2 separate regions of the Homo sapiens genome follow, and region 2 is linked to region 1. A link is an interaction called in ENCODE POLR2A ChIA-PET data of the cell type or tissue named here. Cell type or tissue: Panc1. All regions are shown on one strand. Each heading gives the region's core, and the rest is flanking DNA. Links, peaks and the distances in the headings are about the cores only. Region 1 overlaps PSMG1 (proteasome assembly chaperone 1). Region 2 holds the start of LOC105372804 (a long non-coding RNA gene).

The links. Peaks named below come from ENCODE experiments on the same cell type or tissue, not always from the same donor. Only the 100,000 strongest peaks of a DNase experiment are listed, where the experiment ranks them.
Region 2: POLR2A ChIA-PET joins it to region 1 with 9 read pairs; 21 of 35 experiments call an interaction of 5 or more read pairs at or near these places.

Annotation. Positions count from the first base shown.
Region 1 is chr21:39,174,513-39,179,880 of GRCh38, forward strand. PSMG1 (proteasome assembly chaperone 1) reads right to left here. Exons shown (of 7, transcript NM_003720.4): 5 at 3,937-4,135; 6 at 2,923-3,059; 7 at 257-1,152. The coding sequence ends at 1,078. Among named protein-coding and RNA genes, the nearest start is that of PSMG1, 6.3 kb to the right of the region's middle. In Panc1, for the core only: a CTCF peak has its summit at 859 (motif pointing left); no DNase peak of the experiment used is centred there; H3K27ac peaks cover 348 bases.
Region 2 is chr21:39,349,820-39,359,611 of GRCh38, forward strand. It overlaps LOC105372804 (a long non-coding RNA gene), which reads left to right and starts at 155. Exons shown (of 3, transcript XR_937717.2): 1 at 155-609. RefSeq lists a silencer at 1,825-2,029. In Panc1, for the core only: no CTCF peak of the experiment used is centred there; no DNase peak of the experiment used is centred there.

The sequences.
Region 1 (5,368 bases), core at 235-4,234:
TTCTTGATTATGTAAAGGAAACCAAGTTTACTCAAGAAGGAGTTAGAACACAGTATCTCCTTACCATACTTCTAATCATTACCAAAAACAGTAAATGAACTGGAACTAGAAAATATAAATGGGTAAGTACTCTAAATCTATAGTATGTAAATGATTCAATAACTAAAAAGGTGAAAAAGAAAGCAGAAGAGATAAGAAGCATTTAACTCCACCATTTTAAAATTTATTTTCATGAATGCAGTTCAGTTTGTGGTCCTGTGAAGTTGTGTGGCTACTCCGGGTTCATGATTCCATTCACACTCCTAATGATAACACATGACTGTAAGAGAACTGCTGACACGCGCAGAGCCAGCCTTGAAAGAGAGCCCTGGGAAAGTCTGGGTGAAGAGGCTATCTGTCAGATATTACTAAAAAGTGAGGACATACACATTTCTGTTTCATTTTTAGTAAATATATAATTTTGTTACTTTGTCATCAATTTTTACCCACAAGATAAAAAAAACTGCAGGACTCCTAAAATATCCAGAAACTTTCCACATATTAAGAATCACCAACAGGTCAATGAATAGTTACACCTAATTAACTACACTTTGCCACATGAATACCATCTGCTGATATCTGTAGCTTTGAAAAATTTAACTAAAGTTGGGCACAGTGGCTCACACCTGTAATCCCAGCATTTTGGGAGGCCGAGGCGGGGGAAATGCTTGAGCCCAGGAGGTCGAGGATGCAGTGAACCATGATAGCACACTGCACTTCAGCCTGGGCAACAGAGCAAGACCCAGCCTCAAAAAATAAATAAATAAATAAATAAGATAAAAATTTAACTATAGTACCTTAAAATATTCAAATACAACAATACTCCCACCTAGTGGATAAAAGGAAAATGCTTGGCTTATTTTGGTTGTGAATAATACCACCATAAATAAGGAATTAAAACTACAATTAATTTTTTACAATTTTATTCCGTTTCATCATTCTCAAAATATATCCCCCAAAAGTAATCTACAAAAGAGTGCAGGCTGCTCCCCTTAAAGGAATGGACAAGTAATATACACTACAAAACAATGTTTAAGATCATGTATAAATGTTACTCTGAATCTCATTTGTTGTCATCAATTTCTTTAGTATCTCAGTGCTTTGGGGAATATTCTGAAAGGAGAGAAAAAAGTGAATACAGTGAGACCCCAGGGATTCAGGCAGAGGCAACACCCCTCCCTCCACGACCAACAATCTCCACACTCGAGACTTAAAAACAGCCATGGGACAGGCGTGGCCTTTACTCTCCTTCTCAACGAAAAGGCAAGTGGGAAAGTCAGTTCAACAGGCCCTTTCCCTGCCACACTCGCCGATGATCTCCTGGCCTCCGATGGTCTCCTGGCCTCTGGAGGAAGTCTATGCTCTAACCCGCCCGACCTTCCCCACAAGATGTCTTCCTCCCCTCTCCACCAACACCACACTCCTCACGGCTCTCCTCACACTTTCCCACTCTGCTCACACTGCTTCCCTCTGCACACTTCTACCCAAGATTCATCCATCTTTCAAATCCAACTAAACTGCCACACAGGAAGAACTCAAAATAATTCCACCTTATTGAAAATACCACTTTTAAAAGGTCAGAAACAACGAACTGACTCAGGCTGATGTAATTGGTCATTAAGAAAACAGCACCCTGCAGAACCACCATCTTACCCTCCTGCTAATCATTATCTCCAAAGCAAAAATGAAAATGCTGAGTTAAATTTCCCCTTGAAAGTATATTCATAAAAGCTGAGTTTCCTTAAGCCCCATATGACAGATGATTTCCAAGTCTCTGAACAAGTCCAAGCGTTTATGACACACCTGTGTGCTACACACAGTCCTACAGCAGTAAACAAAACAGCCCAGCCCCTGCCCATGGGAACTCATCTCTGAGTTAAGTGGGATGAGGCAATTGGCTATTTAAACAAACAAGACGATCAGCATATACTTTGAAAGAGATGCTAAAAATAAATTAACTCCATGTGTCAGAAAGATTACCCTGGATTCTAGCTAATTTGCAAGATAAGCTTGCAGTATACTAAATCAGAGTTTTACAGCTGTACTCTTCAACAAATGGTTATTGATGGCTTTATTCAACATGCCAGGTATGTGGTAAACTTGGGATACCAAAATTAAAAATCGTGGTCCATTACCACAAGGAGCTGACAATCTAGTAACAAACTAATTTATGAGACCTGGGAAATGAGCTACTTCCAACAACTTACCACAAAAGTCTTAAAACTAATGGCCATTCCAGAATAAAACCGGGCTGAGGGACAATGTTGTTACAACCTCTTTCCTTTAAAGAAACCATGCTTAAACCAGAGGCTGTGGACTTCCAAAAAAGTCTCTTAAGAGAAAACAATGGAATCCCTAAACTACCTGAGATTACAGGCAAACATTTTCATGTACGTGTTCCAATTTTTTTAGAAAATGAGACCAAAGGTATAAACCAAGGGTAAGGAAGAGGTTCATTATGTAATTCTCTCATCTTCACATATACAGTTCTCTGTAAAATTGGGTAAATAAATATTATAATAATTTGATCCACACTATACTCAAAAATAACCGTCTCAAAAATTAAATAAAAATTTTTTAAAAAACCTTGCAAAGTAGTTATAGAAGCTTATTGAACAGTAAAACCATCTGTCCACATAGACATTTGGGATTTAATTGCACTGCATTAATCTATCATACAAGAACAAAGCATTCGTCAAGTTACAGACGTATACAGAAGAGATGATGACAATCAAATTCAAACTGCCAGACTAGAAAGCTTCGCTTTGAGAAGAATGGATCTCCAAGCATTGCTTAGGGTTTAAAATGACAGTATACATTTATGTTTGTTACTAAGCTGATTATAACAATGCAGCTATTAATTTAAATGAGTTAAAACCTTACCTTAACCAAACCCTTCAAGCTTCTGGTAGAAAGTATAGGCTTAAAAGCTTCCACTGTGATTAGGTCTAATTTCATCACATCAGTATAACACAAGTACAGAATTGCTGGGATTTTCCATACTTGACAGTAGCTTAGAACTATGAATACACAAGAAAAAAAAACGATGTAAGTTTTCTATTATGTTACTTTTAAATTAAACACCTTTAAATAATAAAGGCTGTTGTTAAAAGTAGTTATCTCAGCTGCCTCTTTCAATCAAGGTATTTACTGCAATTTTGAACCAATTATAATGAAGATTTTCTTTCAAAGTCAATTTATTTTCCTAATAATCTCTTCTTTTGCAAATATTAATTTTATATTTCCTGAAAATACAGCTGAGATGATTTAAGTAGCTGAAAGATTAAAATTCTACTGACTATAATAAAGCATATAAATAACAAATAAGTACAAAATGCATAAAGTGAAATATTTAGCCACTTCTCATTCTAGTAAACATTGAAAGCAAAAAGAAACCCCAACCAAACCCTATTTTAATACAGTTCATATAATAAATAACAATTATGTAATATATTACCCACTGAAAAGTAAATGGCAGTCTCTTTGTCATATGATGGCAGATGTGTGTGATGGTAATAAAAAAATTAAAGCAACTATCAAGATTCAATATTCAAAACTTCTGTTTTGATAATTAAAATGTACTTTATCAACTTTTGATGCACCAATAATTTATATTTAACACTGGCTTGCATTCTGAATAATCAAAGACCAAAAAGAAACACAGCATGTCTGAAGCCCAACAGTTAAGAAACATGAGCTCCTCAAATAACTGTGTCTGGAAAATCTGAAAACTCAAACTAAATATACTGCACTTGTAACTACAGATATTGAGGACTAACAGCAATATATTGGTATCAATCATCATTAATAAACTACCTCAAAAAGACCTCTAATGGTGAAAAGTAGTATCAATAAAGCAATAAGATAGAATGTAAATGTTACAAATTTTAATACCACCTGCTGCAGGAAGGTCGTGTACTATATTCGGTTGTTCTAGCAATGGACAACACGCCGAGTCTTTGAAATTCTGTGTTTTTAGGGCTCTCAGGAAAGGAGAAGGAAGGCTGCCGGTGGATTCTGAGGTTTTATAATCGGTAACATGTCGACATGTGAGAATAGTTATCTGCATGTTCTTCCTTGGACAAGAGCCAAAAACCTAACATAAAATTTATTTCAAATTAAAAAAAACATATAATTTTGTTACAGAATGGAAACATTCCTCTAGGTATTCACCTAACACCACAGACAATAATAGCATGCCTAGCAGGGGTGGGAGTGTGCCTTGGAGAAACAGAACACACCTGCTGTCACAACCTGGGTTTGATCTTGGTTCTGCTTTCTAGGTGGGCAATTTTTCCAAGTCACTCTCCTCATTAGTGAACTAAGGTGATATAGTTTAGATGCCTGTCCCCTCCAAATCTCATGTTAAAATGTGATTCCCAATGTTGGAGGCCGGACTTGGTGGGAGGTGACTGGATATGGGGGTAGATCCCTCATGAATGGCCTAGCACCACCCTGTTGGTGATACGTGACTTCTCACTTCTCGCTCAGTTCATGCTAGAGCTGGTAGTTCAAAAGAGGCTGGCTCCTCCCCTCTCTCATGCTCTCGCCATGTGATCTGCCTGCTCCCCCTTCACCTTCCACCATGATTGGAGGCTCCTGAGGCCTCAGCAGAAGCCAAGCAGATGCCAGCACCATGCTTCCTATACAGCCTGCAGAACTGTCAATCACTTAAACCTCTGTTCTTTATAAATTACCCAGCCTCAGGTATTCTTTATAGCAACACAAGAATAGATGAACACGTAATGCCAGCACTACCTACTTAAGGGGCCTGCGATGTGGAGTAAATGAAGTCAGAGTGCCAGAATAGCGACTACAGGTCTGCCGTCCAGAGAAAAAAAGTCACAGGTACACACCTGACATTCATTCCCTCTCCCACCTACCACTGACACCTTAAAAATAACTCTCATGAAATTCATTTTTGGAATTACTACACTTATAGGTAAGCTTCAATCACTGTGGTTCTAAATGTCCTCTTCTATAAGTAGAAGAGTCTGGATTTGATAGATTTCTAAGAACCCTTTTACCTTTTAATAAGATCTAAAGTGATGTAAACAAAGAAAGATGGGCGGGAGGAATCCAATTGTGTTTTATACTTCTGTGACCTACCATCCTCAATGCTGAGGACCAACTGTGTTTTATACTTCTGTACCTCAGCATTGAGGACGGGAGGACACAGAAGTATAAAACACAACTGGTTGGTCACGTTAAATAAGCAAGTTCTTTTATTCTTTATATTCCAAAAGAAATTCCCACAATATTTTAAAGAAATAAATATCTGACTGCATAAGTTTAAGTTAAAAGACATCGAACCCTTAAAAAATGAAAA
Region 2 (9,792 bases), core at 3,199-7,198, 180 kb after region 1:
CAGCGAACCTCCCACTCCGGCCTCCCGAGTAGCTGGGACCACAGGGCACCATTTTGCCCAGCTAACTTTTGTATTTTTTGTAGAGAGGGGGTTTCACTATGTTGCACAGCATGGTCTCCGACTCCTGGGCTCAAGCGATCCTCCCGCCTCGGCCTCCCAAAGTGCTGGGGATCCAAGCTGTGGAACTTTCTTCAGATTTCCCTGGAGGACTGCAGGTGCACGAGGGTCGTTTCTGGGCCCAGAGTAGGGCAGCTCTCAGATTGCAGCTCCTGAGAGCCGTGCGCGACCGTCTCCAGCACTCGCGGACCCCCAGAGGGCTGTTTTTTTTTCTCCATAGCATTGATTGAATATATATCCTTATACATTCCATATATATCTCAGGAAGAATACACAAGGAAGTGGTACCAGCGGTTGCCTCTGGGGAAAAGTGGGAAGATTGAGGGTAAAATTTCCCTTTTCTCGTGTGTAATTTTTTTTCACTTTCCTATCTGCATGGATTACCTTAAAAAAATTCAACATCAGAGAGTACCCAAGTTTGTGGCACAAGCATGTACTGAGCACCTGCCCTGTGGCAGGCACCGTGAAGTCCCTGGGGTAGAGAGAATCCAGGTTTGTATCCCAAGCACTGGGTCTAGTAATTTAGTGGGGAGAGAAAGTACCCAATTGGCCTAGTAAAGAAAGGGGAAGCCATCGGCAGGGGGGGTCAGCATATTTCAAGGCATGCTGACTTGCTAGAGTGTGGCAGCCCACCAAGACCTTTAAAGTGGCAGGGATGGAGATACGAAAAATGGACGTAAAGATCAGGGAAAAGAGGCAGAAAAAAAGAAGAGCAGCCCGTCATGAAGTTCGATCATTATCCAAAGATTGAGGGATACTGCAAGGTCTTAAGCAAGCGAACTCTATGCTTTTGGACTTACCTCATAAAGAACTTTCTCCCATAAGAACCGAAGATGCGCTAGGCCAGAGGTGACAACTGATGGTCCACAGATGTTTTATTTGGCCTAGTTTTTTTTAAGTTGCCAACACAAACAAATGGAGCAGCCAGAACTCAAATGAAAAACTATTTGGCAGTAGATTCCACTACTCATCAGCATGGGGGTTTTGACCTGCTCCGTTTCTGACCTGACCCCTTCATAGGCAAACCTGTGGGTCTTTTGCTCCGTGGAAAGTCACCATAATGATGCTAACGACCTGATCAGCATAACACACTATAGCCCAGAACTGGATTCAAGCAATCCTCCTGCCTCAGGTTCCCAAGTGGTTGGAACTACAGGCATGTGCCACCATGTCCAATTGGCAGTATGTTTTAAACCTAAACAGACACTTTCAGGACTCAGTCATTCCACTCCTAGAAAGGTACACAACAAAAATGCTTATATATTTTCACCAGAAGACATGAAATAGAATATTTGTAGCCGAAAAATTTGTTATAAGCCCAAACAGAGAGCAACCTAAACGCCAGTCAACAGAAGAATAGATGAATAAATGGAAGACCGTCAGCAATGAAAATAACCCATATGCAACTACATACAACAATGTGGGTTAATTTTACTAGCATAATGTTGAGAGAAAGATACCAGATCCAAAAGTGTGTATACTGTGTGATTGTATTCATGTAACGTACAAAAGCAGGCAAAACTAATCCAGTCTGTTAGAAGTCAGGTTAGTGCTTCCTGGTTGGGGTTGAGGTGGGGAGCTAGCGACTGGAGGAGAGAGCAATGGAAAAATTTGAGGGGCTGGCTATTCATGCTCGATTTCTTGATCTGGATGTTGGTTGCACTGTGTTCACTTCATGAATACTAATTGAGCTTTTCACCTATGTATACATTTCTGGATATATATAAGTTTTTTTTTGTTTTGTTTTGTTTTTTTGAGACGGAGTTTCGCTCTGTCACCCAGGCTGGAGTGCAGTGGTGCAGTCTCAGCTCACTGCAAGCTCCGCCTCCTGGGTTCACACCATTGTCCTGCCTCAGCCTCCCAAGTAGCTGGGACTACAGGCGCCCGCCACCATGCCCAGCTAATTTTTTGTATTTTTAGTCGAAACAGGGTTTCACCGTGTTAGCCAGGATGGTCTCGATCTGCTGACCTCGTGATCTGCCCGCCTCAGCCTCCAAAAGTGCTGGGATTACAGGCGTGAGCCATCGCTCCTGTCCTATAGTGAAGTATTTTTTCAACATGTCAGAGTCAGAAATTTTCACTTACAAATTTAGCTCTTCCACTTCTCTTGGCGTCCTTTGGGCGTGCGTTCCACAGACTGCACTTGACCTTGTATCTTGTAAGGAGGTGTTCTTTCTCCAGCTGCCAAGGTTCCAGACCTGCTGATTTCACTCCTTTGTATTTCCTACTGGGCTTCTGGAGGAATTTTAGTTTGTGATGCCCGCATATATGTGTAGGTTATATATAGATATCACCTTTTACATTTTCATTTAGTTTTGGACGATGTGTTTCTGTGATTCAAATTCCAAAGATTCCATTCTGGGCAACAACACAAGACCCCGTCTCTACAAAATTAAAAAAAAAAAAATTAGCTGGGTGTGTGGCACACACGTGCATTTCCAGTTACTCAAAACGCTGTGGTGGAAGGATCACTTGAGCCCAGGAGGTCGAGGCTGCAGTGAGCTATGATTGTGCAGTCCACTGCACTCAAGCCTGGGTGGCAGAGTGAAATCCTGTCTTAAAGGAAAAAAAAATTCCAAAGGAACAAAAAAATTTCCAGAGAAGTCTGCCTTCTGCTTCTGTTCCCCCTGGCTATCTACTTCTAAGAAGAAACCAATGTTGCTGCTTCTTAGGTATCCCTCTTGAGATATTTTGTGGAAGCAAATTAATATATGTTCTTTTCTTCCTCCTTTATTTTTACACTGTTTGGTACCCATGCATTTTCACTTAACAATAGAGATTGTTTTTTATCAGTTCTTTACAAATTATTCTTTTTTTGTATTACTGCATTGTATTCCACCATATAGATGGAACAAACATTGTTAAAAATTGTGACAAAGTACATATAACATTTATCACCTCAAACATTTTCAGTGAAAAGAAGAATGAAAATGAGTGAGGAAAGTTTATGAAACTTATGGGACAACTCAATGCAGCCAATATGTGCGTTATGGGAATCCAAGAAGGAGCACAGAAAGAGAAAGGGATGGAAAACTTACACTTGAGGAAATAATGACAGAAAAATTCCCAAATCTGGAGAGGAAAACAAACATCCATCCCCATGAAGCCTATAATACTGAAAATACTTGAGCATAATGAGGTTCTTGAGACACATAATCAACTTGTCAAAAGTCAAACACAAAGGATCTTGGACTGAGCACAGTGGCTTGTGCCTGTAATCCCAGCACTTTTGGAGGCTGAGGTGGATGGATCATTTGAAGCCAGGAGTTCAAGACTAGCCTGGACAAAATGGTGAAACCCTGTCTCTACTAAAAATACAAAAATTAGCTGGGTGTGGTGGTGCATGCCTGTAATCCCAGCTACTCAGGAGGCTGAGGCACAAGAATCGCTTGAACCTAGGAGGCGAAGGTTGCAGTGAGCTGAGATTGTGCCACTGCACTCCAGCCTGGGCAACAGAATGAGACTCTGTCTCAAAAAAAAAAATAAAAAAATCTTGAAAGCAACGTAAGAAAAGTGACTCATCACATACAAGAAAGCCACTGTAAACTATAAGCAAATTTTTCAGCAGAAATCTTGCAGGCCAGGAGAAAGTGGGATTCAAAGTGCTGAAAGAACTAAGTACTCTTAGTGCCAGGAAAGAATACTATACTTGGCAAAGCTGTCAGAAATCAAGCAGAGATAGACTTCCCAGACAAACAAAAGCTGAAGGAGTTCATCACCACTAGACCTGCTTTAGAAGAAATGCTAAACAGAGTTGTTCAAGTTCAAATGAAAGGATGCTAATTAGCAACATGAAAACATATGAAGGTATAAAACTCACGGGTAAAGGTAAGTATAATCAAATTCAGAATATTCATACTGTAATGGTGGCATATAAATTTTAATTCTAGTATAAAAAAAGACAAAAGTATTATTATATAACTATAAAAATTGTTAGTGATTACACAGTATAAAAGATATACATTGTGATATCAATAAAATAAATGTGGGAGGGAAGAAGTAAAAGTGTAGAGCTTTTTTTTTTTTTTTTTTTTTGAGACGGAGTCTCACTCTGTCTCCCAGACTGAAGTGCAGTGGCGTGATCTTGGCTCACCGCAAGCTCTGCCTCCCAGGTGCACACCATTCTCCTGCCTCAGCCTCCTGAGTACCTGGGACTACCGGCACCCACCACCACGCCTGGCTAATTTTTTTTGTATTTTTTTAGTAGAGACGGGGTTTCACCATGTTAGCCAGCATGGTGTCGATCTCCTGACCTCGTGATCCACCCGCCTTGGCCTCCCAAAGTGCTGGGATTACAGGCATGAGCACTGCGCCCAGCCAGAACTTTTATATGCAATTGAAAATATCAGCTTTGACTGTTATAAGTGTAAGATGTTTTATGTAAGCCTCATGGTAATCACAAAGCAAAAACTGGTAGTAGATACACAAAAGACAAAGATAAAATAATCAAAGCATGCCACCACAAAAATCATGACATTAAAAGGAAGTAGTAAGAGAAGAAAGAAACAAAGGTGGCCAGGCGTGGTGGCTCACGCCTGTAATCCCAGCACTTTGGGAGGCTGAGGCTGACAGATGACTGGAGGTCAGGAGTTCAAGACCAGCCTGGCCAATACAGTGAAACACCGTTTCTACTAAAAATACAAAAATTAGCCAGGCATGGTGGCACATGCCTATGATCCCAGCTACTCAGGAGGCTGAGGCAGGAGAATCACTTTAACCTAGGAGGCAGAGTTTGCAGTGAGCCGAGATCGTGCCACTACCCTCCAGCCTGGGTGACAGACTGAGACTGCATCTCAAAAGAAGGAAAAAAAAAAACAAAGGAACTACCAAACAGAAAACAATGAACAAGATGGTAGTGGTAAATCCTCCTATATCACTAATTACCTTAAATGAAAATTGATTCATTTCTCCAATCAAAAGACATAGAGTGAGCCAGGCATAGTGGTGTGTGCCTGTAATCTCAGCTGTCAGCTGCTTAGAAGGCTGAGGCAGGAGAATCCCTTGAGGCCAGGAGTTTGGGGCTGTAGTATGCTGTAAGTGTTCCTGAGAATAGCCACTACACTTTAGCCTGGGCAACATAGTGAGACTTAATCTCCAAAAAACAAAGACATAGAATGACTGAATGAATAAAAATTTAAAGATAGACATAGGCTGAAAGTGAAGGGATAGAAAAAGATACTCCATGCAAATGGTAATCAAAAGAGAGCAGGAGTGGTTATACCATCAAAAAAATATACTTTAAGTCAAGATGTCACAAGAGACAAAAAAGATCATTGTGTGATGAAGGGTCAAATGATCAAGAGAATATAAGAATTGTAAATATGTATGCACCCTACATTAGAACACCTAAATGTATAAAACAAATATTAATGGAATTGAAGGATGAAATAGACAACAATACAATAATAGTGGGAAATTTGAATACTTCACTTTCAACAATGGATAGATAATCTAGACAAAAAAGAGAAACAGTGGACTTGAACAACCACTATAACCAATAGAGCGGACATACACAGAACATTCCATCTAACAGCAGCAGAACACACATCTTCTCAAATGCACATGTAACATTTCCTAGGATAGATCATATATTGGGCAGCGAAACAAAACTTTCCTTTTATAAAGTTTAAACAAATTTAAGAAAATTGAAATTATTATTATTATTTTTTGAGACGGAGTCTCGCTCTGCTGCCCATGCTGGAGTGCAGTGGCACAATCTCGGCTCACTGCAATCTCTGCCTCCCGAGTTCAAGTGATTCTCCTGTCTCAGCCTTCCAGGGAGGCTGGGATTACAGGCATGTACCACCATGCCTGGCTAATTTTTGTATTTTTTAGTAGAGACAGGATTTCACCATGTTGTCCAGGCTGGTCTCCATCTCCTGACCTCAAGTGATCTGCCCGCTTTGGCCTCTGAAAGTGCTGAGATTACAGGCATAAGCCACCACACACAGCCCTGAAGATTGAAATTATATCAAATATCTTTTTTCTCACCACAATACTATGAAACTGGAAATCAATAATAGGAGGAAAATTGAAAAACTCACAAATATGTGGAAGTTAAATAGCACACTCCTAAACAACCAATAGATCAAAGAAGAAATCAAATAAGAAAAAAAATCTTGAGACAAATTAAAATGGAAACACAACATACCAAAACTTACGGGATGCAGTAAAAGCTGTTCAAAGAGGGACATTTATTGCACTAAACGCCTACATTAAGAAAAAAAGAGGTCAGGCACGGTGGCTCACGCCTGTAATCCCAGCACTTTGGGAGGCCCAGGCAGGCAGATCACGAGGTCAGGAGATTGAGACCATCCTGGCTAACACAGTGAAACCCCGTCTCTACTAAAAAAAAAAAAAAAATTAGCCAGGCATGGTGGTGGGCGCCTGTAAGTCCCAGCTACTCGGTAGGCTGAGGCAGGAGAATGGCGTGAACCCGGGAGGCAGAGCTTGCAGTGAGCCGAGATTGCACCACTGAACTCCAGCCTGGGTGATAGAGCGAGACTTCATCTCAAAAAAAAAGAAAAAAAAGAGATCTCAAACATCTTAATATTCACCTCAAGGAACTAAAAAAGGAAAAACAAAAACTAAGGTTAGCAGAATGAAGGAAATAATAAAGATGAGAGCTGAAATAAATGAAATAGAGAATAGAAAAACAATACAGAAGATCAATGATATGGCCAGGCGCAGTGGCTCACTCCTGTAATCCCAGCACTCTGGGAGGCCGAGGCGGGTGGATGACGATATCAGGAGATTGAGACCATCCTGGCCAACATGGTGAAACGCCGTCTTTACTAAAAATACAAGAATTAGCTGGGCATGGTGGCGCGCAGCTATAGTCCCAGCTACTCGGGAGGCTGAGGCAGGAGAATCGCTTGAACCTGGGAGGCAGAGGTTGCAGTGAGCTGAGATCGTGCCACTGCACTCCAGCCTGGAGGACAGAGTGAGACTCCGTCTAAAGAAAAAACAAAATCAATGATAGTAATAGTTGGATTTTTAAAAAGATAAACAAGATTGGCAAACCTTTAGCTAGCCTAAGGATAAAAGAACACGCAAATAGATAAAATTATAAAAGAAAGAAGAGACATTACAGCAGATACCACAGAAATACAAAGGCTCATAAGATACTACTATTAATAATTACATGCCAACAATTTGCATAACCTAGAAGAAATGAATAGATTCCTAGAAACGTACATCCTACCAAGACTGAACCATGAAGAAAGAAAAAATTTAAACGGATCAATATGGGTAAGGAGATTGAATCAGTAATCAAAATCTCCCAATGAAGAAAAGCCCATGATCAGATTGCTTCACTGGTCAATTTTACCAGACATTTAATGAAGAATTAATGCCAATCCTTCTCAAAGTCTTCCAAAAAACTGAAAAAAAAGGAGCGTTTCTAAACTCATTTTATGAGCCCATCATTGCCTTAATACCAAAGCCAGCCGTGGACACTGTAAGAAAAGAACATTACAGGCCAATATCCCTGATAAACATAAATGCAAATAGAATCTAAGCTGGTGGAAAAGTAATTGCGGTTTCAGACCATGAATTTTAAATAATTATAACTAGGCTCAAACACATCTTTGTTAATCAAAATAGGAACCATTACAATCAACACATTTTTGCCAATGAGAAACAAGTTTGTCATTCCTTTGGTGTAAAAAATCCATGCTTTGGGATTCGGTGAACTCTTGGAAAGCATTTTCTGCATTTTGCTGGTTGTGGAAGTGTTTTTCATGCAAAAAGTTGTCGAGATGCTTGAAGGAGTGGTAGTCTATTGGCGGGAGGTCAGGTGAATATGGCGGATGAGGCAAAACTCTGTAGCCTAATTCATTCAACTTTTGAAGAGTTGGTTGTGCCACGTGCGGTAGGGAGTTGTATTAGTCCATTTTCACGCTGCTGATAAAGACATACCTGAGACTGGGTAGAAAAACAGGTTTAATTGGACTTACAGTTCTATGTGGCTGGGGAGGCCTCAGAATCATGGCGGGAGGCAAAAGGCACTTCTTTTTTTTGTTTGTTTTTGTTTGAGACAGAGTATCTCTCTGTTGCCCAGGCTAGAATGCAGTGGTGTGACCCCGGCTTACTGCAATCTCTGCCTCCCGGGTTCTAAGCGATTCTCCTGCCTCAGCCTCTGGAGTAGCTGGGATTACAGGCACCTGCTACCATGCCCGGCTAATTTTGTCTTTTTTTTATTTTTATTTTTATTTTTTTTTTTAGTAGAAACAGGGTTTCGCCATGTTGGCCAGGCTGGTCTTGAGCTCATGACCTCAAGTGATCTGCCCTGCTTGGCCTCCCAAAGTGCTGGGATTACAGGCATGAGCCACTGTGCCTGGCCAGCACATTTTTAATCTAATTAGGAAACAACTAAATTCCACCTCAACTTTAGATTGGACTTGGGCAGAAGACAGCTGTAATCCCAGCACTTTGGGAGGCTGAGGCTGACAGATGACTTGAGGTCAGGAGTTTCAGACCAGCCTGGCCAACACAGTGAAACACCATCTCTACTAAAAACACAAAAATTAGCCAGGCATGCTTGTGCATGCCTGTGATTCCAGCTACTTGGGAGGCTGAGGCATACAGGTATCAGGTGAAGCACCTCTATGTTTTGAAAGGCACAATAATAGTCACCACCAGACTAGAACCTGTGATATGGGATTTTTGCCACCTCAACAATGTAGTGAGACCCTTTTATTAGCAGACCAGATGTGGATGGTATGGCAACATAATTTGCCAAAAATGGATGCCTACCCTTCTCCTTGGGGATGGTTATGGGCTTGCAGAACTCATGGCTGGCCGTACTTACCTTCTAACTGGACCGGAAGGTGTATGTGTGGTCACCGTTATCTCCCGGGATGTATCCTCACCAAATTGGACTCTCTCCCATCTAACTGGGAAATTGTAAAGGCTCGCCATAGGCGACAAAAACAAGCATCTTGGTGGTTCTACCCCATGGCTATGTTTTCCTCACAGGCAGCTACCAAATTACAAGCTGAAGCCTTAGCCGAGCACACGGTTGCAGCTTTCAGTAATACATGCCATGCTGCCATGCCCTTACCATCCTGAGGAAACTTCTCAGATTAGGCAGGTACCCTTACAAAACCGTATGGCTTTGGACATTTTAACAGCCGCCCCAGGAGGAACTTGTGTTTTGATCAAAACTAAATGTTGTGTGTATGTTCCAGACTATTCACATAACGTTACTCAGGCTATGAAAGCTTTAGACACTCATATCTCTGCCATTGATGCGCTATCAGTCGACCCTATATCGGCTTAGTTCCAACAACTGCCCAGTTCTTAGAAGGCCTTTCTGTTTAGTTTACTTGGAATTATTTTACTTATTTTGCTTTGCTATTGTGGAATATATTGCGGTTATATTCTTCGTGTAGGAATGCAAGACAAGCTTACTTAAATTGGACCCTTATTAAGCTTCCAGATATGACCTTTTGTTGGAACTCAGAGTTATGAACACCCCTCATCATACTGATGCTTTCTGACTGAGCTCCTCTCTACCCTGAATGCAAGAGACCCAATAATTAGGCAGGAATATCGTCACCCCTATTCAGCCTGAAGGAGTTACAGAAGACAGATCTTTGTCCCTCTGCAAACTTTAGGGTTAAGGGTCCTCTTGTAAAGGGAGGGGAGAAATATGTCAGAGGCGTTTGAACC